5 separate regions of the Mus musculus genome follow, and regions 1, 2, 3 and 4 are each linked to region 5. Evidence: chromatin loops called from intact Hi-C (ENCODE). Cell type or tissue: left cerebral cortex. All regions are shown on one strand.

Evidence for each region. A loop is a pair of places that touch in the nucleus more often than their neighbours do. Peaks named below come from ENCODE experiments on the same cell type or tissue, not always from the same donor. Only the 100,000 strongest peaks of a DNase experiment are listed, where the experiment ranks them.
Region 1: a loop joins it to region 5, with 8 times the contacts of the local background. A loop is called at or near these places in 6 of 42 quality-filtered maps.
Region 2: it touches region 5 in a loop (4-fold over the local background); 6 of 42 quality-filtered maps call a loop at or near these places.
Region 3: a loop joins it to region 5, with 2.6 times the contacts of the local background. A loop is called at or near these places in 5 of 42 quality-filtered maps.
Region 4: a loop joins it to region 5, with 4 times the contacts of the local background. A loop is called at or near these places in 5 of 42 quality-filtered maps.

What each region holds. Positions count from the first base shown.
Region 1 is chr8:9,231,173-9,236,172 of GRCm38, reverse strand. It overlaps Fam155a (family with sequence similarity 155, member A), which reads left to right. Exons shown (of 3, transcript NM_173446.2): 2 at 3,068-3,239. Among named protein-coding and RNA genes, the nearest start is that of Gm39128, 66 kb to the right of the region's middle. In left cerebral cortex, a CTCF peak has its summit at 2,670 (motif pointing left); DNase peaks (open chromatin) are centred at 475, 916 and 2,650; H3K27ac peaks cover 609 bases.
Region 2 is chr8:9,928,044-9,933,043 of GRCm38, reverse strand. No RefSeq gene overlaps it. Among named protein-coding and RNA genes, the nearest start is that of Lig4, 46 kb to the left of the region's middle. In left cerebral cortex, a CTCF peak has its summit at 4,786; DNase peaks (open chromatin) are centred at 102, 2,748 and 4,158.
Region 3 is chr8:9,330,628-9,335,627 of GRCm38, reverse strand. The region is part of intron 1 of Fam155a (family with sequence similarity 155, member A); the gene reads left to right. Among named protein-coding and RNA genes, the nearest start is that of Gm39128, 170 kb to the right of the region's middle. In left cerebral cortex, no CTCF peak of the experiment used is centred here; a DNase peak (open chromatin) is centred at 2,650.
Region 4 is chr8:9,347,039-9,352,038 of GRCm38, reverse strand. All of the region lies in intron 1 of Fam155a (family with sequence similarity 155, member A), which reads left to right. Among named protein-coding and RNA genes, the nearest start is that of Gm39128, 180 kb to the right of the region's middle. In left cerebral cortex, a CTCF peak has its summit at 3,063 (motif pointing left); a DNase peak (open chromatin) is centred at 3,069.
Region 5 is chr8:9,769,582-9,774,581 of GRCm38, reverse strand. It overlaps Fam155a (family with sequence similarity 155, member A), which reads left to right and starts at 3,559. Exons shown (of 3, transcript NM_173446.2): 1 at 3,559-4,505. The coding sequence starts at 3,564. In left cerebral cortex, CTCF peaks have their summits at 1,908 and 4,111; DNase peaks (open chromatin) are centred at 3,045, 3,815, 4,539, 4,676 and 4 more places; H3K4me3 peaks cover 3,187 bases; H3K27ac peaks cover 2,951 bases.

The DNA of each region.
Region 1 (5,000 bases), 540 kb after region 5:
GGTTGCTAGCACCCACCCCTTGATGGTATATTCTCAGGCAGAATCCATTCTTCCTAGAATAATATTCAGATTTTTGCTAGCATTTGTTTTGAGCTGTTTGTCTGTTTGTTTGTTTCATTTTACTTTTCAAGTCATCTTTTGCAGACTTACAAAATTGCCTTTCCTCCCATGCAAATCTTTTTTCGGTTAATGCTGGAATGTTCTAGCAAATGTCCTCGGTGCTTGTGTTGTCTGTTTTATTGCAAACATGTCCGCACAGGGAAAAGATAATTCCTTCCTTATATAAAACCATTCCCCTGCTTTAATCTCTCACATTATGATAAATATTTCTTCTCTGTCCTCCCTTATTTTGTTTCCTCCTCGTGGTTCCCGCTGCTGATTCTCAACAGATGCCTGGGAACAGAAATGTATTTCTCAGATGGGAGCTTTCTATGGCTATCTAAACATTCACGTTCACCACAGAACTGAAGGGCAGGGAAGCTGGCTGCATGCGTGCTGGCTCACTGTGGTGGCTGGAGGGCTCTCGCGCGCGCGAGCGCTCTCTCTTCTCTCTCTCTCTCTGTCTCTCTCTCTCTCTCTCTCTCTCTCTCTTCTGCCTGGTGATGAGAAAAAAAAAACTCACTCTGCTTTGGCCGCTCGCTCACTTCTTGAGGCAGGAACAAATATCTGCAATGGGAATGGGATGGAGCAAGAATAAAAATGGGTGCATCTCAGCTGGATCATGGCAAGGGAAAGGGTGCAAAGGATATGTCCATATCTCAGAATGCATCACTCAGTGCCACCCCATGGTCTGTGGGTGGAGTGGGGATGTAGACAGGTCATAACCTGACACTCAGACTTACGGATCTGAAAGGATATAAAGCTGCCTGAGGGTGTAGTTCAGTTGGTGGCATGCTTGCCTAACGTGAACAAGGCCCTGGGTTCTATCCCTAGCACAGCATAACTAGATATGTGCCATACTGCAATTCCAGAGAGATGGGGGCAATATGGTCATCCTTGACGACATAGTGATTTCAAGGCCAGCCTGGCACTCTGTCTTAAAAAAACAAAAAAGTGAATAGCCAGTCGGGCAGGACTGGAGACAGAGTGGTGCCCATGGAATCCCTGGAGCTTTTTCTGTATGTGCAGAAAGAGTCTTTAAAATAGAGCAGACCATTGTAGTCTAAAGACTACAGAGCCCCGTAAATATTCAGTGAGGGCTTCCACTAGCATGCAGTTTTATCACTAGCCTGTACATACGAAAATGCCCACTTGCTTCTAACACCTAGCAAAGGTAATTAAAGCCAGAAATCACAAAGCGCTTAGGGCACCCAGACACCATGGCTTCACTGACATCATAAATGCTGTATCCCCTGTCGGATTTTGTCACACTGGTATAGGTTGATCAAAAAGCGTCCCCCACTGATGCTTTACCCCAAGTGCAGTTTAGACACCACTTCTCTGTTCCTTCTTGTGAAGTTGATGTTTCTGCCCCTTATTCTGTGGTGTTAGCTGGTCCACAGGACACCTACCACCCTGGGAGCCCATGGCATACTTGGACTTGCCAGCTGAAACACAAGGTTTCTCAGCAGCCTCCTTGGTCATTGTTATGTTAGGATTCATTCGAAACTCCATGCACACAGGCATAAAGTGATCAGGATGATGGTAAATCATTACTGACTGCAAGAAACGCTACGTTGGCCATCTATAGTTATTAATAAATTTCATATTCATCTTTGCTGCCTTTAGAGACCTTTTCTTCAAAGAATAAAACGTGATTTTTGTGAAACTAATAAGAAATTGTGAGGTAATCCCAGAACAATTAGCTCATAATAAATGGGCTTTGGTCAGGTACCCGAGTCAAGTTGTTTACAGTTGTCTGAAAACCCTGTTAACGGCCGTATGTTTTTGAAAGCATTTTCTGATTAAGCACAACATAACCACTAAAAACAAAAGTCGGGAAATCTACGGATTTTGGGCTTTGAATTCTAAAACTTTCTATTTATTTCCGTACTTACTGTCCTCAAGAAATATGTGATCAGTCAATATATTCTAAATGCCAAGAATCGGGGCTGAAAAAAAATTTAATTTGCTAGGAAAATACATAAATTTGTTAAATACGTTTCATTTTCATCCTAGTTTATATTTTATTCATGTACATTTATTGCTAAGCCATCCATTTTTCAAGGTAGAGTATAATGGATGAAACATTAACTAAATAGTATTATTTACTCCTAGAAACTAGCAGAATCCACTGTTGCTAAAGACCTGGAAAGAAACTGAATTTCACAGATCTATGCTGCTTTGTTTAAATTCAGACTTAGTTTACTTCACGGTAGGGGGAAGGGGCGAATTTTCAGTGCTTACTTCCCCAGTAATCACACAGAGAAAGAGATCAGTGAAAGCCACACAGTCAGTAGAGTCCATAAATACTTAGCGAAGATAGATTGCACTGGGTCAAAGGTCAACTGCAGGATTCTGGGGTAGGAACGACCATTCTTCTAATCAAATGGAGCAGATTATGTCTGATTTGTACTGAGTGTTTCCGTTTTCAGTGAGGTTTTCAGTGCAGTCCGTGTGAGTCACAGATGCAAACACCCAGTTCTTGTTGCTGTCTGCTGTGGGCAAAGCAAGCTGTAACAGCCCACATGCTTTTGCACCTTGCAGGAGTCCTTGCAAAGCGCTTCGCGCGCCACCTAGTGCCCAATCGAGGTATGAGAGGTGGGAAAGAGCAACTGAGTCTCTGCCCCACTGCAGTGAGTTACATTATCAGCGGGGCTTATTGTGTTCTTTACTTTATATATCACTGGATCCTAAAAACTTTAGAGTTGGTTCAAATGCACTGTTTTCCAAGAGTTCTTTAAATTAAATACCTTTTCCATTCTCCATAGGCTTGTATTCAATACCCTCACTGCAGGTACTCACAGCGGCATTCTTACCATGTGGAGCTGTAAAAAGCTCTACCCCAGTTGTTTCCGACCCATGTAAAACTGAAGCATGCTCTCTCCACCCAGCCTAATCCTTATTAAAAAAAAACGTGTGTAGCATCCCTCCACAGCTCTGATTTTTTTTTCTCTTTGTTTTTCAGATTGTCTACAAAGCCTGGCTCTGCTCCCAGTATTTTGAAGTCACACAGTTTAACTGCAGAAAGACCATTCCTTGCAAGCAATATTGCTTGGAGGTGCAGACAAGGTGTCCATTCATATTGCCCGACAATGACGAAGTCATTTACGGAGGCCTCTCCAGCTTCATCTGCACAGGTACAGGCTGGGTGGGGCCCTCCTTTGATCTCCATCAATATGTTGCTTCCAAAACCCCGAGACTGCCCAAAGGTATTTTTATGTGGCCTGAGCCCAGAAAAGCCTCCCAATGTGATTTAAACAAGGGTCGATGTCTCTATCACACAGCTATGCTGCAACCGAGACTCTCTGTGAATGTCTCCTGAGGATAGCTGCAGAGTCTAGGGGGAATTTTATCAATGACTCCTTCCTATTTTGTGATGAATGTTGTCACCGTATCTTAATCAGTATTGAGGACAAAAGGAGATGTCAGCCTGGATCACGCATGTACACACTGGGGCAAAAGAGGCCAGGACAGGTGATTTTTATATTTTCTGATAACAATATCTCCTTTATTTTTTTTTTGGCAAAGAATCGAGATGGGCAGGATGCCAACACCAGCTCTGGTGTCCAGAAACCCATGAGTGTTATGTAGTTTAGGCAGACAGAGAACACAGGGTCAAAGCTAAGAACAGTCTCATCCTGACAGGTCATTAGTGGGGAGAGCACCCTTGCTGAGCACGGGGAGTGCACCCTTGCTGAGCACGGGGAGAGCACCCTTGCTGAGTGAGCACGGGGAGAGCACCCTTGCTGAGCACGGGGAGAGCACCCTTGCTGAGTGCTCTGCTGATGTGAGCTCTTTGGAATTCACTTCTTTCCTTTCAGAAGAGGAGGGAAGACCCAATTTTAAAAAAACAATTTACTTGATTCATAGCACGCTTAACTTTTGAGTTTTAAGCATAAAAGTTAGTCTTAGAAAACAAGAAAATTCTCTTTGTATATTGGGCTTTTAAAAGCTCCACTGAACACCGGCAGGACCACAGAGACAGCCGCGTGAGTGAAGGTGCCTGCTGCAATTCCTGACTACCAGAGTTCAGTGTCTGGACCCAGATGCTGGAAAGACAGAACCCAGTTGTCCATGTTGTCTTCTGACCTCTACACGCATGCTGTGGACATACATACACACACACAAAATAAACTTAAAGATAAAAAATATAATTAAAAGGGGTCTAGAAAGATAGCTCGGAGGTTAAGAGCAATTGTTCCCACAGAGGACCTGGGATTGTTTCCCAGCACACACATGGTGGATCACACCTATCAATGACTCTGCTTCCAGATGACTCCGTGCCTGCTTCTGATCTCTGTACATACAAGACGTGCATGTGGTATACAGAAATACATGCAGACAAAACACTAATACACATAAAATCAATAAATAAAATAAGGACCAGTTGCAATGCTCAGTGTGACGATGTATCAAGTGGTTTGTGCTCATCGTGACAATGTATCAGGTGGTTTCCAGGCCCATGCTGTTCACTGTAACAAAGTATCAAGACACAGTCAGTGCCCTGAAAGTGCCAGCCCTGGTGAGCAGAAGGGCACTTCTCCCATCACACAAGCTGGCTTTTTGCTGGTGAACCACAATAACTATCCCCAGCCCAGGACACCACACATGCTGTGAAGATGTAGATGGGTTTGCATTTCATGACCTTCATCACCTCTTGGCCTCTACCTGTGTTTGCAGAGTTCTCTAGATGCCTTCAAGGCTACTGGAGGTAGCTTTCTGCACCTTTTGGCTCGTGGACAACTTGCATTTTAGCTGTGTTGGGTTTTGTAAAATCTGCATGTTTGTAGCTATAGTGACATCTCTAAGGAAAGGTGACAAAAAAGAACTCTGTCAGTGGCCCAGAAGACACTCAGAGCTCCTTGGAGGACTTCAGAGTCTCCTGGTGCTGAGCACTC
Region 2 (5,000 bases), 160 kb before region 5:
GCATACTTCTTTGCTCTGTCAGCTCAGAGGGCATAAGAGAATTAGTGTGTCCCAGCACCACAGAGCATAGCTAGTTTCAATTCTTGTTGCCAACAAGAGGAGCTAAGGGCTTCTGGGAAAATGGCCAATTCCAGGATCAGTGCAGGAAATAGGTGGAGCATCTATTGGAGAAGCAGAGTAAGTGCATGTGGTGGTTTGAATATGCTGGCCCAGGGAGTGGCACTATTAGGAGGTGTAGCCTTGTCAGAGTAGGTATGTCATTGTGGGCATGGGCTTTAGCATCCTACCTGCCCAGAAATCAGTATTCTCCTATTTTCCCTGAGAACAAGATATAGGACTCTCAGATTCTCCTACACCATGCCTGCCTGGACACTGCCATGCTCCCATCTTGATGATAATGGGTTGAACCTCTGAATCTGTAAGCCAGCCCCAATTAAATATAATGTTGTCCTTTATAAGAGATGTCTTGGTCATGGTGTCTGTTCACAGCAGTAAAACTCTAACTAAAATGGTGCATGAGGGTATCAGAGAGACCCACAGCAACGGGGCCACATCCAAAGGACAATGGAGAAAACACAAAGGACAGTCAATTCCAAGGCTGGGGCAGTTGGAATCATAGAACATAAAGTGTAAAATAGATACTTAGCATCATGCTAGATGTGCATAAATGACTGAGGATGGAAATACATAAATAAAAAGATAATTTTTCATACAGAAGCCTGATTAATTTTTGGAGAAACAAAGATCTTCAGGTAGAATTTTAATTATTTTTAAAAAAAATCAAAAAAAATGCTTAACTGAAAAAATACTTATCTTTAATTTCTCCTGAAGACAGACTTTGAGAGGCAGTTCCCTTACTAAGTCAAAACTTGCAAACAAGCAGTGGTTAGTGGGACATCTGGGTAATTTACTATCAGACTCCTGGAAGATTCCACCCAGATTCAAGACCTATGAAGTTTGAATAAGTACATTTTTCCCTTGTGACATGTCCCCAGACCTTTGCCTGTGGTTTGCCTACAATTCCCACTCTGGCTCATGTGTGAGGCAGCTGCCCTTTTGCTGCTGGCACTATTGAGGGAGATGGTGAAGCTTAAGGAGGTGGACCCCATGATGGATGTTTTTGGTTGTCAACTTGACTACACCTGGAATTAACTAAAACCGAAATGGCTGGGTGAACCTGTGAGAGATTTTTTTTCTTCATTAAGTCATTTGAAGTGGGGAGATCCACTTCTTATCTACATCTTTGAGTTGTGAAGATCCATCTTTGATCTGAACTATACCTTCTGCTAGAAGCCTATATAAAGGAGATTAAAAGAAAGAAGCCTGCTTTCTTTCTCTTTGCCTGTTTGCCCTCACTCTGGCCAGCAACTCCATTCCTTCACTAGCATTAAAGCTTACTTCTTTGGGATTCTGATGGATACTAAAAACCAGGAAAGCCATCCAGCCTTGAATACTTGGTCCTTCCATTGTTTGGCAGCCATTGTTCGACTAGCTGGACCAAAACCTGTAAGCCATTCTAATAAATCCTTTATCTCTATCTAATCTAAATCATCTAGGTAGCCATGTATCTACGAATTATTAATGTATCTATCTATCTATCTATCTATATATCTATCTATATATCTACTCTATAAATTGTTTCTCTAGAAAATCCTTGCTAATATAAGTTCTTACCTGGAGGAAGTAGGTGACTGGTAGAGATAATTGCAGAGCTCACACATGGCCCATCTTTCCTCTTTCTGCCTTCTGTCCTCCATGAGGTAGAGGGCTGCTTCTTTTTTGCACACATGCCACCATTGCATTTTGCTCAAGTGCATGAGTCCAAGCTGCCATAGCTGCTTGTGAGACACTGCGGAAATCACTTTTTGATAAAGTGTTCTCATTTGGTGTTTTGATCACAACGATACAGAAGAAACTAATACAGTTCTCAATACTCATGAATTCATCTTGCATCTTTTGCCTTTGTTTTTTGTGTTTCTGCAACTATTATACTAAACTGTTCTGTATCTTATTTTTAAAACATACTCCGGGGGTCTGTGGTAAACATAGAAGGGCATGTTAAAGAGGCATTGATAGATGCAGGGCTGCTTTCCTGATGCTCACATTTCAAAGGATGACTCCGTGTTTCTTGAAAATGACAGTCCTGAATTGCAAAACCAAGCTGGGGCTTTGAGAAGATTTACATCAATCAGAGGGGACAGAGGAAGTAGCCTATGTATGCACTCTGAGAACAGTGCCTGGGTACTGAAGTTCAGTTGTATTTAGGAAATATTGGGCTGTTTAAGTTGGGATCTGTGCTTTGTAGCCATGGGTGCATCTGACATTTCTAGATGGCCAAGAGAGCAGAAGTGAGTCAGGGGTTAGGCCAGGGCATGCACAGGCTTGAAAACCCTGATCCAAGGACTAATCTGTATTCTTTAAGGAGTCCTTGAGAGATTTTACACTTGGGAAATAGATGATCAGGCTTATAAATTAGCAGAATAGGGGAAAAGAAGGACTGATGCGGCTCAGACAGGGCTATAGAATAGTAATCGGATGCAGAGAGTCTTCTTGTTCACCACTTAGAGCATGTGGGTGTTTATTATTCCCACTTTCTCATGTTAAACCAAAGACTCCACGTGTTTAAATTCCCTCCCAAATGTTGTAGCTTCAGTACGTGTGGGCACTTTTAAGCTCAATCTGTCTCCCGAGAAGTCCAAAACTCACTTGGCAGCGAGGCTGCAGAACCTGTGTGGTCGCCAGACAGTGTGTGGGGTTTGCAGTGTAGGAGACAGGGTGACAAGTGAGTGGTACCCTGGACATATGCCACCGGCATGACTGTGGAAGACGGCAAAGCCAGCCAGTATTAGTGTCATCTGGCTGAGGATGGACGTCAGCTCCTAAAAGCATCCTCCTGGCCCACACCAGCTGTGTTCGCTTTCCTAGATTGAGGGAGACAATTCATATAAAAAAACTTCACTCACTGTGGGATCCTCAGAGTCAAAGGCTAGTACATTAAGAGAATAGACATCGTTTATAACTCAGTTTCCACTTAAAATATACCGGGGTAGATTATAATGCAGTGGAGTCCCATCATGAATTATTTATAAGTAGAGGAGTTTCTTCCTGTTTTATAACTGCGGATTTCCATAATTTGGAGCTGTCTGTGGATGACTCTAAAGCAGTCTGTAAGATATTTTTTTTTAAAAAAGAGAGAAAAAAAAGGAAATGGTTTGAGAAAATATCGGCTTTCATGCGCATTCCTTAGAATATTTTGTATTTTAAGTTAAGGAAGACTCACTTGAAGGCAGTATTGGATTTGATGGGTAGAAGTGTGGCATGGAGGAGCCTCAGGTCCTGGCTCTAGTGCACCCAGGCTGTGTCATTCCCAGGGCTTCACCCTACCTGGTGTTTGTTTCAGGCTGTCCCTGGCATTACTCTCCATGCTCCGTGACTGTCCCAACCCATCTTCACATAGCTGGAGACTTTCCTTAGCCTCCCCAGGCTCCAATGCCCCCATTTCATAGCTCCAGAAAGGAGATGACTACCAGGGCTGAGATCTATGTTTTTGTACGTGTGTGTGTGTGCGCGCGTGTGTGTGTGTGTGCGTGTGCGTGTGCATGTGTGTGTGTGTGTGTGTGTGTGTGTGTGTGTGTGTGTAACTCCGCGCGCTGGGCTTGGCAGCACATCTCTTTACCTGCCGAGCATCTCGCAGGCCCCAGGACCTCTGCTGATCCGCTGGATACTGAGGATCCAGGGGATGCTCTGTTTTATGTGATTTGTTCAATATTCCCATTGCCCTTCATTAGACTCCTTTCTTTATGTTGTGTTAGGTCCCTTATAACCTTTTTTTTTTCACATGGGAATCATTTTTGTTTTATTTGTTTACTGACTGTTTTTCCTTTTTATTTTAACAATCATTTCTTAGGTGGTACAATGTTACTTTTTTTTTTTTCTATGAACGTTCTCCTTACAATTTCAAATTAAAAAAAAAAAAAAAAACCGCCCCAGAAGCTAGAGAGATTGCTCAGTGGTTAGGAGCACTTGTTGCTCTTTCAGGGAAGTTTGGATCAATTCCTAGCATCCACATGATGGCTCACGATCTCCAGTTTCAGAGAATTCCACACTCTAGAAGAATACCCTTCATGAGCAGCAGGCGTTTATGAGATGCACAGACCTGCATACAGGCACAATATCCATTCCAGTAGAATTAAATAAACACACACACACACACAAACATGCACATGTATGTGTGTGCACACGCATGCATATGCACACCCATGCATACACTCATGTGTGCACATGCACACACCTAGACTACACAGCAGCACTGAATGTATGCTCACTCATCAGTGTTTTTTGATTGCACAAGATTCTCTTCATTGGTCTGTTTGAAAGTTACGCCTTCATACCTTTCCAGCACATTGAGGGAAGTTCCATTTGAGTCAGAATAATCCAACCATAGGCTATGCAGAATGAGGATGACATTCTGCCATGTGGCATTTACATCCTTCCATGGGGGACGCATTTTTAAGGTGCTTACTTTTTGAAATGCTGAAGTGAAAGTAAAAGAGGGACGCCGTTCTGGAAATATGTGTCCTTTCTGTCACCTCCAAGTTGTTGATTCCTCAGAAAGATTTCAATTCCATTATGTATCACCAAGTATTATATAAACTGTCACTTTCACTTAAGTTCTAATTTATTTATTTGTTAGTTAAGTTTATTTATGTGTATGCTTTCTTTTTTCTGTGTCCTCAGTGAGTTCTGTCTCAACTAGATAAATTTAGATTCTCTTGCAGTGATACCTTTTAACCACGTGGAGTCCTGACTGTGGGTCATTTACAGAAATCAGATAAAGGAGCCAGATACAGAGCACCTAGCTCAAGGCCACAAGTCTGAGAGATAATCATGATAGATTGTGATAATATTGCAAAGCAATACACTCTCATAAGCAAGTGACCACACACTCCAGATGTTAAAGAATATCTGCTATTTCAAGGTAGACACTAGGCACTAACTGT
Region 3 (5,000 bases), 440 kb after region 5:
GTGAAATGCTACAAAAGCCCAAAGGATACAATGTTTCCATACAGTCAGCACCACTAATGTTACCTTCCTTGTTATCTGATAAGGTGATAGTCACGGCCCCTGTCCACTTGCCCTCTCCTCGCTAGAAGCTGTGCTTTCTTGGGCTGGGCTGGGAGCCAACACGCTGATGCTCAGTGTGGGCAGATTTCAGGTGTCGTACTTTCTTTGCTGTTGCTGGGCAGATTTGGGGTGTTTTACTTTCTTTGCTCTTACTATAACAGAGCCCTTGACATAAGTGACCCAAGGAAGGCAGGAGTTATTTTGTTCACAGCTTGGGGTACAATCCTGCAAGGCAGGAAAGATCATGGCAGCAGGACTTGGTAGCTTTTGGTCACTCTGCATCCAAAGTTAGGAAGCAGAAAGAAAGGGTGTCCTGTCAGCTCTCTGCTGTTTATGCAGCACAGGGCTCCAGGGCTCAGAGTGCTGCTGCCCACATTTAGGGTGTGTCTTTCCACATTAATTAACTTAAGTCTAGAAAATCCCTCAAATGCCTACCTAGAGATTTGTTTCCATGGGGATCCTAAATCCCATCAAGTTGACAATCAAGAATAGCCGTCATGTGATGGAAACAGCACTCGTTTCAACCCCTGGCTCAGGCACTAGGGCTCAAGTGCACAGGATGCTCACAGTTCTTTATCTTTGAGGGCAGCTTGCAAAATCTCAAGTCCCAACTTGTGTACACACAAACAAATGCGCACAAACATATACACACATACATGCACACACATGCATGCACATGCTCACATGTAGATGCACACGCACATGCACTCACACACATACATGCACACGCACACATTTACATGCTCACACACATACATGCACGTGCATCTATGCTCACATGTTCACATACAAATGTACATATGCATACACACACATATACACGTATACCTGCACACACACAAATATGCTCTCACATGTATATGTATACACATGTACATGCTCACACTTGTGAATGTATGCACACACATGCACACATGCATACTCACACAGGCACACACTCACATACACACATACACACATTAACACACAACCACTCATACATGAATGTACATACACACTCACACATGTACATGCACACACACATACACACAAACAAACACTTCCAAGAACATCAGCAGTTTGAGCCTGCTCCCTTCCTCGACCCTGAATGCTGCCTGAGTTAGCAGCATCACTATCATTTCTTCAATCAGAACAGAAGAGCGCCACTGTCAAAGCCCAGGCAGCACAGACAACAGCCTGGTGCTCTGTTCCTACTGGGCTTCGGGGGCTCCACCATTTCTCTCCTACACGAGACTGTTGCTGTTCCCTTTTGTAAGAAGCATCGCGAGATTTTTAAAGTGCATGAACCTGAGTATAGACAAAAACACCGGGCAAGTTTTAAATTTATTCTTCAGCTTCCCTTCCTAAAGTTGAAGGAGTAACTCTACAGCATGTGATCCCATGGAAGATTTCACTGAGAGCAACGGGATCTCTGGGAGAATATTTCTAGATAAACAGACTTTATCTGGCAGAGTGCTGGGCAGGAGGTGCGGGCAAGGGCTCTGGATGGAAAAGGCAATATTGAGATGAGGCATCCGGCCAGATGGGGAGTCCTCAGCCCTGTGAGCTAATTGTCCTCGATGAAAAGATGACACTAGACTTCAGTTTTACCAGGGTGAAGGACATTATAATATGCATGCTCTGAAATTTCTACTATGGAAATGATTCCCTGTGTAATAATAATATCCCTCTGGAAAAGGGCTGCTATTTTTTTAAAATCCGGAAATAGCTGAATTCCGTGAACTCAATCTGCTATCACATTAATTGAAATGTAATGAGGGTATTTATATTTAATTTCCTCTAGGTGCTTATTCATAATTTTCTGAGGCATTTTTAACTTCTAAGCATAACTCCATAAACGAAACATTGGTATGAATGAACAGAATACACTTCCTTTATTCATGACAACTTGAATGAAAATAAATATACAAAAATAAAAACACATCCTTTTCTGAATTATTCATCAGTGAGGAAATCTCTGAAAATTGGACCACACAAGTTTCTGAGTAGCAAGGGAGTACCTTCTTATCATGAATAAGAGCTTGTTCCCACTCCTCCCTGGAACAAGACAGGAAGGTGTTGATGGCTTTTGCTTTGATTTCACTTTCTTCAGTGCTGGGGTCCCTGTGTGCAGTGAGTTTTGTATAAGCCATCCACCCCTTCCAAGATCCATATATTTAATATACTCTTCTCAGATATGGCCTGCTCACACTGATTCAGTTGATTCGGTAACTGAAAATTCACCTACTTGCCTTTGTTGCCAGCAAGGTGTTGCTCATTGCAGGACACCATGACTCAAAGTCGTCTTTAGAGCAAGAATTGGAGACCTGATTCCCCACACCTTCTTAGTCCAACTTCTCTCTGTTGTAAGCACCAATCCTTTCTGTGGCTTCTTTTCCATTTGATCTGCTTCTTGATGATGTCACTGTTTGTGTGGCCCCCAAGTGTTTTTTCAAGCCCTCTCAGTGTCCCGGAGCTCAGAAAGGCAGCCATATACCTCATGGAGAAAATGCATTAGATAGGAAACCTTTCTTCAAGCAGAGCTCTGGGCTCTTGGCTGGAATCCCTGTTGAGGAATGAACACTATGCTGTCTCAATCACTGTGAGTCCATATGTGCAGATGCCTGAATGCGTGCCAATGTACAGAAACAATCTTTACAGTCACTCATCACCTCTGGCTCTTACAATCTTTCTTATCTCTAAGCCTTACAAGAAGTGGTGTGTGATATACATGTTCAGTGTTGAGCTGGAAGGCCCTATTGCTAAAGATACCATATATGTGGATCATAAAACATAGACATGAAGCTGGCACAGACCTGGAATCTTCACCCATACTGTCTAGCTTTCGTAGAGCTGGTGGGTACTGCCTATCCCACTGAAGGAGAAAAGTAACCACAGGTCTTACCCAGCTGTGATCCTTGTAAACTGCAATAATAACTAGCCTGGTAAGACATGCCCGTGGTACAACAGACATCGTGGTAATAACCCATTACATTCTGGTTCAACTATTACTCCTCAATGTGGAACCCATACCTGACACCATTACTGAGGCCAAGGACCTGTGGCTGGACCAGTCAGAGGCCCTAGGGGAACTTACTACTATTATTTTGCTTAATAGGCATAATACCCAACTACTACCCATAGACTAGCACATCTTGACACTCAACAGGGAAGCTTCTTTGTTCTGCAGATGTTGGTTAACACAGAGAACCACAACTGGCCAGGGTGTAGAGAATAGGAAACTGTGGGTTTCTCTTTGATTCAAATTTAAATTTACCGTTAATTGCCTTTGTGAGGGAAATATTTGAGGACTAACTCTCTTTAGAGTGGACAATAAGCACAGAGCACTTAATTACTTTATCTCATGATTCTCTTATTGACTGATTCGATGTCTTTTGGATCACATGTTCTTCGGGGCTCAAGAGTTAATATCTGGGGACATATGAAATTATAGTGTCTAGTGAAAACATTTATAAACAGTTTAATTCTCTTTTTTAAAATGTGTGATCCCTTATGAGTCTTTAAATTATGCATAATAATCTCTTCCGATTATTAGTTGAAAGAAAATTGTTTCTATTGTGTAAAAGCGGTTTCATGTTCTAATGGGCAATTAACTAAAAGTTATTGTTGTGCTTGATGAAGTGCAGAGAAAGAGCAAACTGTGGGTGGGATTGCAGTCCCGGCCTGGTTCATAGTGAAGCCTAAGAACATTTCAGGTTTCTTGGTTTTATGATTCTCATGTTCCAAAATATAAGAGAGATGATGATGAGTTGAGCCTTTGTCTAAGTTTTTACCACTCATGGAAATCCATGACTATGAATTTAGTAACTAACCACAGCACATGAACTTCGTCTTTATAATTTAATGCATATCTATCTATCTATCTATCTATCTATCTATCTATTTGGCTGTTTGGGGGGGGGGGTTGGCAGAGTCTCACCCAGTATTCCTGCTTGGTCTGATACTAGTAATCCTCCTGCCTCAAAATTAATATCTATGTCTTTATCTATATCTATTTATATCTCTATATACCTATGTAGGTATCTATATATTTATTTGTATATCTATATCTAGATATAGCTATATTTATCTATTTGTATTTCTATATCATCTATATATTACCTATATATCTCTATAACCATATATGTAAATAGATCTAGATCTATTTATATATCTATATCTATATAAACATCTAAACATATAGGTATAGATAAGGATATATAGAGATATATACATATATCTCTCAATATAGCTAATCTATACATCTAAATATATTGTCTATATATCTAATCCATATATCTATATTAATTATATATCTATACACTTATATACATTTATATATACTTATATAACTATAAATGATTTATATATCTATATCTATATATGGATATATATCTAGATATATTTATATCTAACTCTTTTTCTATATATATCATATATACTTATACATAGTCTCAGTGCTGAAACTACAGTCTTGCACCACTACACCGTAAGACAAATCATTTTTATTCATGAGTAGATTGTTTCAGTGTTCAGAATTATATTACTGAGAAAGTAGGGCAAAAATATTGGTGAGAGATTTCTCATTTATCTCTCAAATATTAAATATGAAATACAAATATTTTTGACTCATCACCATAAAGTTAAAGCTCCTGGAGTAGTATTCATGATTTTTATATAAAACTGATTTGAAACACTTTATAGGACATGAATATTTACAACCATTGTAGTCTTTGCACCTCATAATTATCACATTATAGGTAATCTATACAACTTTGGGCCATCTTCAACTTCTATTATTTACAGTACAAGTTAGAGTTTACCATTGAAAGACTCATCAATAGAAAAAGTATCAATACAGAAACAAGATAGGAGATGGCATAGTGTTGTATAACAGTGAAAAACCATTGTGTGTCTGGAAG
Region 4 (5,000 bases), 420 kb after region 5:
ACATTATGAACTAACCAGTACCCCTGAGCTCTTGACTCTAGCTGCATATGTATCAAAAGATGGCCTAGTCGGCCATCACTGGAAAGAGAGGCCCATTGGACACGCAGACTTTGTGTGCCCCGGTACAGGGGAACGCCAGGGCCAAAGGGGGGGAGTGGGTGGGTAGGGGAGTGGGGGTGGGTGGGTAAGGGGGACTTTTGGTATAGCATTGGAAATGTAAATGAGCTAAATACCTAATAAAAAATGGAAAAAAAAAAAAATACCTCTTGGTTTATTCTTCAAAGAGAAAAAAACAAAAACAAAAAAGAAATGAAACTTTTTCTGTTTTTATTCTTGTTTTTTAATTATTTTATTTTTTAATCATCCCCCTGTTTGTTTCCACAGAGAATCAAACAAAAGGTGTTTTTTGCTGAGCTCTGGGAGGAGCCAGGAACTTGCTGTCTGGTACATGCCAAGCCGTGTCTGATTAAAATAGGAAGGCTCAGGAAGAAGAAAGCAGGAGACTGGGAAGGTGGAACTGAGGAAAAGAGATCCTGCCTGACAAACTCCTCAGTGAGAACAGTGAGAAAAAGGCTAACTTCGCTGTGAAGGGGGGTTCCACAGACACCTGTGCTGTGTGAAGACTGCAGGCAAAGCACAGCCCAACCCTCGAGAAACAGAGAGGCCCAATCATTATAAACCTAGTTTGTCTTTTTTCTAAGATGCTTTTAGTTCTAAGATGGAAGCAGGCTGGCTCTTCGGGTACTCACTGAGAGCCATGGATGAGGCAGATATGAATGGGCACAGGTCAATGGGATGGCATGAAACCAAGCCATAGAACAATCAGATGAGAAGTGAGGGTTGTCTTAGCCTCAGCAGTCATCAGCCCATCACGACATCTACTCTTCTAGAAGGCAGTGGCCTAAAGTGTCCCATATCTGTCATCTCAATGGGTTTTTGTGTGTCAGGACTTCTGAGACCACTACCAGGCAGGTCTGCCATGATCCTCCACAGAGGTCATTATTGAGCTGCAGTGATCTGAAGATTCCCTGGAGATTTAGGGCTGGAGTACAGGGTGGAGAGGATCATGGGGAAGAGCTATGTGCCTGTTCTCAGACAGGCTCTGGTTTGCTGGAAGAGAAATTCAGGAAGATTGAGGCTAAAGCTGCAGAATTCTACTTGACCTGGCCCTGGAGACACACACAATCCTATCCGTGAAATCCAAGTGTTCCTCGTGTCTGCAGGATTCATATGTTTCATGAGCACATGGAAGTCCTGCAGGATAGCTGCTTTGCCTGTCTCCTTCCCCAGGTCCTTCATATTTTCCAATTGACTATATCCTTTCTAGACCTTCTCTAGAATGTCCTATTGCCTTTCTCTCTAGTTATTCTATAAGAGTTTGTCGGAAGGGATGAGCCACTTGGTTGTGAAAACTTGCAGCCATTTTTGCTTCTCCCTCCCATAGTACTAACAGCAGAATTAAATCATTTAAACATCCACCCTAAGGTTTCCATATATCGCCATTATTCTTTGTCTCCCCCCGGTTGATGATAGCAAGTGGAGCCCAGTAACTAATGACTGAAACTGGAAGAATTCCGAAGATAAAGCATTTCCTAATTATCTCCATGACAGATGTTTTCTGGATTGCTTTTTCTTCTTTAACACACATTAAAAAAAAAAGATATACTTTGGGATGTGACCAAGTGCTTCCTTGTTATTTTTGAGAACATGAGAAATATTGAAAGAATTCCCACTGCATCTTCATTAGCTTGGCCAAATAGAAAATGTCACGGAAAGCCTTTGTGTATTTAATGGTGTGCTGGGGTAGGAATGGATGTTGTCTCCAGCCTCCCAGTTGGCACGCACATGCACAATCACAGAGCCCATGCTACTTGTAATCCTTGCTGATTTATAGTCTTTGAATCATAATTGTTAAGACTGTAAGTGTGACATCCTATTTAAATAATATATGTTTAATTTATAGACATGTATACCTTCCAAGAAAATGAAATTATGACATTTGTATGCATGATTAGAAGCTGCACAAAGTATAGTTACTAAAAAAGCAATGGAAAGTGTGGTGTGGTGTGGTGCTACCAAAAGTACCTCCTGTCAAGCCTGCACAACAGGCAGATGCCTTTTCTCATCTAGATACTGTCAGTCTCATTATCTCAGGGAATAACTTAGCAAAGCATCATGCAAAAAACCCCTTCTCTGTTCTGAACGTATGGAAAGTAAGAGTCAGAGTCAACATCTGTGCCCAGAAGAGGAGGACACATCTTAGCACCTCGCTCTGTTTTCCTGAAGGTGAGCCCCATGATAATTAGAGAATCTCTAAAACTGATGTTGCTGGGTATTACTGAAGTTGTTGGCTTTCACATACAGCTTCTCTTCCAATCCAACCTGGAAACATCAAGAGATAAATTATGTTTCGAATTTTGATACACTGTTTATCGGTTCCCTGTTGGACTCTAAGGGAACAGACCGAATGTTCTCTAGTGTAGTTACACAGTTGTAGCAGGTAAACCTGCCCCTGAAAGCAGCCCCATGATCTCAGATGAACTTAGAGATGGATTATTCTTCAAAGACTGCCAGGGATAGACATGGCTGGAGAGGTGCTGCTTGGTTTTTGTGGGCTGGAGCAGAGCAGGGTTTTGATGCCAGTACAGAAGGTCAGGGCACCATGAATACTCCTCTTTGTTACAAAACTGTGCGAGAAATATATGTTTTAGGGAGCCATAATAATGTTGCACAAAAGTAAATATCTGAATATAATTTAATCACCTCATCCAGAAAAAGACAACTCAAATAAGGAAGCGTTAGAGGACAAGAGGAAAATCTGTCCCATTTTAAAGTATCTTAACCACAATATTAAATGTATTGAGTGCATGGGATAGGTTTTACAAATATTTTATGAATGAAAAATGCAATACAGTAGTTACACAAACTTTTGAGTTATAAATTTAGCCTTCTTCTGTGCTTAGCAGATGAAGCTGGCTCTTCTCAGTTAAAACCACACATGAAGAGTCAGACGAAAATTTTACCTTGGATGGGGTCAGGGTCAGAGATGGTCATGCTGCCCCCTGGTGGCTATTTCAGAGACCATGCTGAGGCTCAGAGTGACAGGCGAATAGTCCCTTCTATGGTCAAAGGGCTGAGTCTTGGGCATTTGGAGAGATAGATGCTTTAATTGGACCTGTCTAGAAGAAATGCCACTAAGCCATCTGGTTGATTCCTGTGAGGGTCCATCCTCCCGCTGCTATGGGAGAAGCGGCAGAGCACAGAGAGTTAGGATTGGAGAGCGACATCCTCTCTCACTGGAGTGAGTGGCAAGCCATCCCTCAAGTGTGTGCTCTGACTGGTTCCATCGATTCCATCCTTAATCAGCAGTCTGCCCTGGCCTCTCCTCCTCTCTACACACTCCCATCTTTTGTTAACCCAGTTCCTCTCCCAAGAGTCCAAGTCCAGATCTACTTTTCGTTTACAAATCCTTAAAAGTTTATTCCTTGTAGGTATTATACTTATGTTTGTTTGATTTTTTGAGATTATAATTTAATTACAACTTTTATCCTTTCTTTATCTCCCACCAACACTCCTCCCCCCACCCCCATCCCCTGCTTGCTCTCCTTCAAATTCCCGGCCTCTTATGTCACCAATTTTTACTGAATGCATGTGAGTATTTATACATACATGTCTATTTCTAATTATAAGCTGTTGAGTCCATATAACGTTGCTTGTGTGAATGTTTTCAGAGATGAGCTTTGGCACTGGGCAGCCGGTTGATGCGCTCTTCCATGGGGAAGGTCGCCTCTCCTGCTCTTAGCTTTACTATGCTCGCTGGGTTTCCTTGTGTAGAGTCAGGGTCTCACGTTTCCTGCCCTGTTTGCTGTGTTCATTAGTGTCGATCAAATTTCCTCCCAGATCCTTCCCACATCCCCACTCATCCAACTCCACTCCTTTCTCTCTTTAAAACTAGACAAAACAAACAAATACAAGCAAACAGCAAACAAACCACAACAAACCTTCACAGCTGCCTGTAGGAAAGCCAGGCACGCACTGAGCTGGTGACTGAATGGCAGAGATGAGGAGCTAAGAGGCAAGTACCTAGTCATGGTTCCCCAGTGCAGGCAGACTGTAGGGAAGGCATAGTGCAGTGTGCGCCTTTGTACCGTTTCAAACTTGTCCATTAAATCCATAAGCACTATGATATGTTTGGGGAGACCTTTCCAAATAAACTTGCTACCCGTCTTTCTGTGGGGCAAAGATAGAAAGAAATAAAGTCCTATAATTCACGAATGATGAAAGGCACCTCCATTCTGTTTGAATGCTAAAATGACACTCTCCAAGGTCAGGCTGTCAGGCAGCAGGAATCTTGTGACAGATTGTGCCTGGCCTCATTTCCATATGAAAGGTAAGCTCCTTTACCTCTGTGGAAAGAAATTCTGGCTTTTTTGCTTCAAACCCATTTCACTATTTAAACTCCTTTTTGTTGTTGTTCAAAACATGTTGGAGCATTGGGCCCACATGCCACAGAACTGGCTGTATTGGGTGGCGAGAACACAGCAGTTTAGTGTGTCTGCATATCAGAACCCTTAGTACCCAATCCTATGTGTCTAAATGGACAGTCAGGGATGGTCACGGAAGGTGAATGTAGATGCAATGTACCCATACGGAATGTTTGTACAGAACACTTAGTCCCACCTTAGTTCAGCCCAGCTGAACATTGGGCAGGTGAGGCTGGAATGCTTAACATTCTTTCAGGAAAGTGGCTCGGGACAGGACTGCTCAGTCCAAGGCAGAGCCAGACTTTCAAAAAACAGTTTCAATGTAGGTTTAAGCTCAGGAAAGTCTAATAGAAGCATGGTGACACAGGCCTGGAACACATTGGTTTTGGCTGAATTGTGTTTTCCCAAACGGGTGCATTGAGTCATTGATCCCCAGAATGTGAAACCTCATTTGGAGATAAAGTCCTTGTAGATAATTCAGTTGGTGTAAGGTCATTAAGAAAAGCTCCAATCTCC
Region 5 (5,000 bases):
TCCTCAAGTTGAAGGTATTTGTTGATGCTGTTTGTTTGCTTGCTTTTGGTTTGGGGGTATTTTTGTTTGTGTGATTCTTCCCCCCACCATTCTTCAAAATGAGCTTTCTGCTTCCTAAACCAAGACTCCTGGATCCCAGCCACTGCTGCTAGTAGTGTCTCAATCCTGGTCTCCCTCTATCTCTGCTTGCAGGCCCTGGAGCACTGCAGTGCATCAAGCATCACTCAGCCAGTATGTGTTCTCCATCTCCTGTGTCTAGGCTGGCTTGCTTTTCTGCACTCTTTGAGTGGTCCTCAGACAAGTGAAGTCTCCCAGATTCTCCTCCCTCACTCTGGAACCATCACTGGCTAGCAAATGAGGAAATGACTGCCTTTTGCACAGTCACATCCTGCAAATTGTCTCATTTTTTTTAAAAAAAATATCCAATTCATGAGAAATGTTAAAAGAAAAAGCCCAGGTTGTTCTAAAAATAAAGAATGAACTATTTATTACAAGATCAAGTATAAGCATTATTGTTTTAACTTAGTGTTAAGCATCATAGAATTATTTTTGAGATGTAATTTAGCTACATCTGCATAATAATAAAGCTAAAAATAACAAACTTCTTCTCCTTGTTGGAGAAGTATAATCTTTTAATTTCACTTATTGTGTTTCTTCTATCTCCCATCTGTATTTCCTCTTCAGCTTGCATTGAGAGGCAAGCTACTCCTTTAACCCACCACTAAAATCCATGCGTCTGGACTCAAATTAGCAAGGCAGCAAAAGAGGGTAAGGAGTATGGGAAAAATTGCTTATTACCCAATAAATATGGTTATCATTTCAACAATCAGCATTCTAATATGCCAAGATAGTAAATATCATAGAACAGAAGCTTTATCACCTAAGATAAATGAGACACAGAGGCGGTGAAGAGAGCAAACAGGGGTTAGAGTTGCCTTTGGAGTCATTTGGAGTATTTTTGACAGAGTCTTGTCATGTTGCATCAGGCTGGCAGGGACCTGCATACCCAAGTGACTTCCCCAGCTTCATATATGGAATAGCTTAAAGTACAGGCACATGCTACTGCGCCTGGCTTGGTTGTGACTTTTACTTTCCAGTTATTTGTGTTTAATTCCTATAACACACGTGCCATTCCTGTATAAAATGATCGAGGGTATACATAATACCCACGTGTGTATACTTACACTGTAATGAGACTCTGTAGCTGTGGGGCACCACGCCTAAGTACAGAGAGCTTCCTGATGGGCTGGCTAACAAACAATATTTTATTGAAATTAGGGTTGGAGAAAAAAACCCGACATAAATCAAAAATTCAAGAAAATGAAACCCAAAGTACTAGAATGTACTTACATGACACATTAAACCCTCACCTGGCATTTCTACATATACCAGTTGTCAAACTGAACTCCATTCCTAGTGGCCATTACGGAGAGTTTCACATGTATGCATACACAGGATCTAATTTAAATATGCAAAATTACTATAGTGAAAGGAATGATCTCAACTTCCCGTTTGAAATTCTCCAATCCTTCTGTGTTCCCAGCACCCACAGCTACTCTGGTAGGAAAACAAATCCTTTTGATCCCTCCTTTTGGTTTCTTAGGGTACTTGTTTAGGATTCAGGGCATCTGGTAAGCTCTTTCGAATGTGCATTGGCTTGGGGATACAGGGGAAGAGAGTGACATGGTGGCTGTTAAGAGTGCCTGGAGGCCAGAGAGAGCACCTGGCATCCTCTGGTCTGGTGCTCTGGGCTCAGGTAGGGACCTGGGCGGTTTGCAAGAGCTGCCCAGACCCCAGGAGACTGGTGTTTGCTCCTGGCATCCCCACCTTGTCGGTTGGAAATCAGGGGACCCCAGGTTTTCCCAGTATGTGTCTGTCTTTTCCTTCCTGGAACTCCTAGAGCCAACACTAAGGGGCACCAGAGCCTTGGACTGTAGTGCCAGCTTGGAGGGCGCTGCGGAAGTTCCAGCGCAGAGGAGCCCACCCAGCGGGGCTGGGCAGCAGGCACAGTGAGCAGATGCCTCAGGGTCTTAGGGGTCCTCTGCAGGAATCCTCCAAGATTAGGGCCCCCACTCAATGCTGGTGAGGTGTACTGCAGTGCTGGTGCTTCCCTGGAGCGGGGAGACCTTTTGTTGCCGCTTACTTTGGAGGAGAAAGCGTGGTCAGACATGGAGTACAGTGTGGTCACAGCTGCAGCACACACACAGTGTCGGTTAAACAGCACCGTGTAGGCAGACACACAGATGCACACACCCCGCATCCTTTCTGACCCATAAAACCGATTTAGGACAAAACCCAAACGCAGTGGAGCTCTCTAGAGACTCAAAAAGCGTTCAGACTGAGCCTGCAAAGTCACCTCGCCCCTCCTCTAATCAGCCTCCTCTTGCAGAAGATTGTCTAGCGAGGGAAATGATACCCAGTCCCTAGTCCCCAACAGGGACCTCTTAGCTGCCCTCTGGTGTCTGGGACTTGTCCCCTAGACAGCGGGGTCCTAAGGAGAAGCTGAAGACCCAGGTCAGCAGCCTTGGCCACTCGGCCCACGTCTTGACTCTGAAATAAAAAGTGGGGAGGGATCGCAACCCCTGGGCAAAAGCCTGGGTGTACAGGACCCGGAGGGGGCGGTGGACAGCGGGTCTTCAAGCTGCCGGGGCGCGTCTTCGTCCTCCGCCCCGGGCCAAGCTGCTGTCACTGCACCAGGATGGAGAGACCTCGGGGCGGGAGGAGATGACGCAAAATCCAGCGCTCCCCCCAAAAAAGTGTGCCTCCAGGACGAAGATGGCGGCAACTTAGCCCGGGGACTGAAGATGACTGTGGCCTCGGGAGGCCCAGAGCAGGCGACTCGGCCCCCGGCGGCGCCCGCGGGCAGACCTGCAGCGGCCGCGGCGACAGTCGGAGCGCGGGGTGGGGGGTGGGGGGGAGGGACAGCCCCGCCGGCGGCCGCCCAAGCTCGGGGCGCGGGGAGAGCCAGCGCGAAGTAGGCGCGGGAGGCGGAGGAGAAGCCAGCGACGGAGAGGAAGGAGGAGGAAGAGGAGGAGAAGAGGAGGAGGAGAGGAGGAGGGGAGGCGCTCCGGTCGCCGTCAGTGGGCAGCAGAGACGCGGCATGCCCCTGGCAGGGGAGAGCGGGCTGTCCTCAGCTGGGCCATGGGGACCCGCGCGCTGACAATGCCGGGGTGATAGGAGCAGCGCCAGCCACCCAGCCACCTCCACCACCATCACCTCCCGCACTCAGCCTCCCCACCGGCCAGCACAGCACCAGCCTCCGCGTCTCTCTCTCTCTCTCTCTCTCTCTCTCTCTCTCTCTCTCTCTCTCTCTCTCTCTCTTATTGTCTCCCACTCTTCAAGGGATGGGGTCGGCTGATGCTTAGGTCGGAAGCAAGATCTTCCTCCAAAGTATGGTAATATTTATGTAGGGAGAGAGAGAGAGAGAGAGAGAGAGAGAGAGAGAGAGAAGAAACGGGAGGAGGGGATACGGAAATTAAACCCTTTAAGTCAATGCATATTGTGGTGACACCGGCACAGGAGCCCTCACGGTGGAGTCGGCCAGGGCTGTGCGTTCCCAAAATATGACCAGGGGTGCTTGGATGTGTCGGCAGTATGACGACGGCTTAAAAATCTGGTTGGCAGCACCCCGGGAGAACGAGAAACCGTTCATCGATTCAGAGCGGGCTCAGAAATGGCGACTGTCTCTGGCTTCTCTCTTGTTTTTCACAGTCCTGCTCTCTGATCACTTGTGGTTCTGCGCCGAGGCCAAGCTGACCCGGACCCGGGACAAAGAGCATCACCAACAGCAGCAGCAACAGCAGCAACAGCAGCAGCAACAGCAGCAACAGCAGCAGCAGCAGCAGCAGCGACAGCAGCAGCGGCAGCGACAGCAGCAGAGGCAGCGACAGCAGGAGCCCTCCTGGCCCGCGCTCCTGGCCAGCATGGGGGAGTCCTCGCCCGCCGCCCAGGCACACAGACTCCTCTCCGCCTCCTCGTCCCCCACCCTGCCCCCCTCCCCGGGAGGCGGCGGCGGCAGCAAGGGCAACCGAGGCAAGAACAACCGGAGCAGGGCTCTTTTTCTAGGAAACTCTGCCAAGCCGGTGTGGCGCCTAGAGACTTGTTACCCCCAGGGCGCCTCCTCCGGCCAGTGCTTCACCGTGGAGAGCGCGGACGCTGTGTGCGCCAGGAACTGGAGTCGGGGGGCGGCCGCGGGGGAGGAGCAGTCGTCCAGGGGCTCTCGGCCAACTCCGCTGTGGAACTTGTCGGATTTTTACCTTTCATTTTGTAATTCCTACACACTTTGGGAGTTGTTTTCGGGGCTGTCCAGCCCCAGTACTTTGAACTGCAGTCTGGACGTGGTGCTCACGGAGGGCGGTGAGATGACCACGTGTAGACAGTGCATCGAGGCTTACCAGGACTACGACCACCACGCTCAGGAGAAGTACGAAGAGTTTGAAAGCGTGCTGCATAAGTACTTACAGTCGGATGAGTACTCGGTGAAGTCCTGTCCTGAGGACTGCAAGGTAGGCACAGCGGGTTCCTTTCCCCTTCGCTGCGGCTTTTTTTATGTTTGATTCGTTTATCTGGCTCCGGTTTTGTAAGTTTAATCATTGTTTATCTGGCTATGAGAACTTGACTTTCTGATGGAGTTGGGGACAGCTGGTAGGTTGCTGGTGGCCTGATGCCCTTCTTTTCAGAGCTCTTGGTACATCAGGGAAGTCTATCTTCTAAGATAACAAAGTCAGGGCTTGAGCTGTTTCTTCGAGCTTCGCAGTTGGCGCATACTATTCCTTTCAGGGAAATAGAGAAGGGACCAACACACGCAGGTAGCCAGAGGGAATCATTTCTCCACTTCTAACATAATCAGGTTGGTTGGTCAGAGGAACAGAAGAAAGTGTAGCTGTTAATGTAGGGAGGAAAACAGTCAAACGTACACATTTTGTGGGTTTTATGGGCTAGCTTTCATTCTTTAGTAAGTCTGAAGGCCTGTTCTCTTTAAGCTTCCTGTTTTCTCTTAG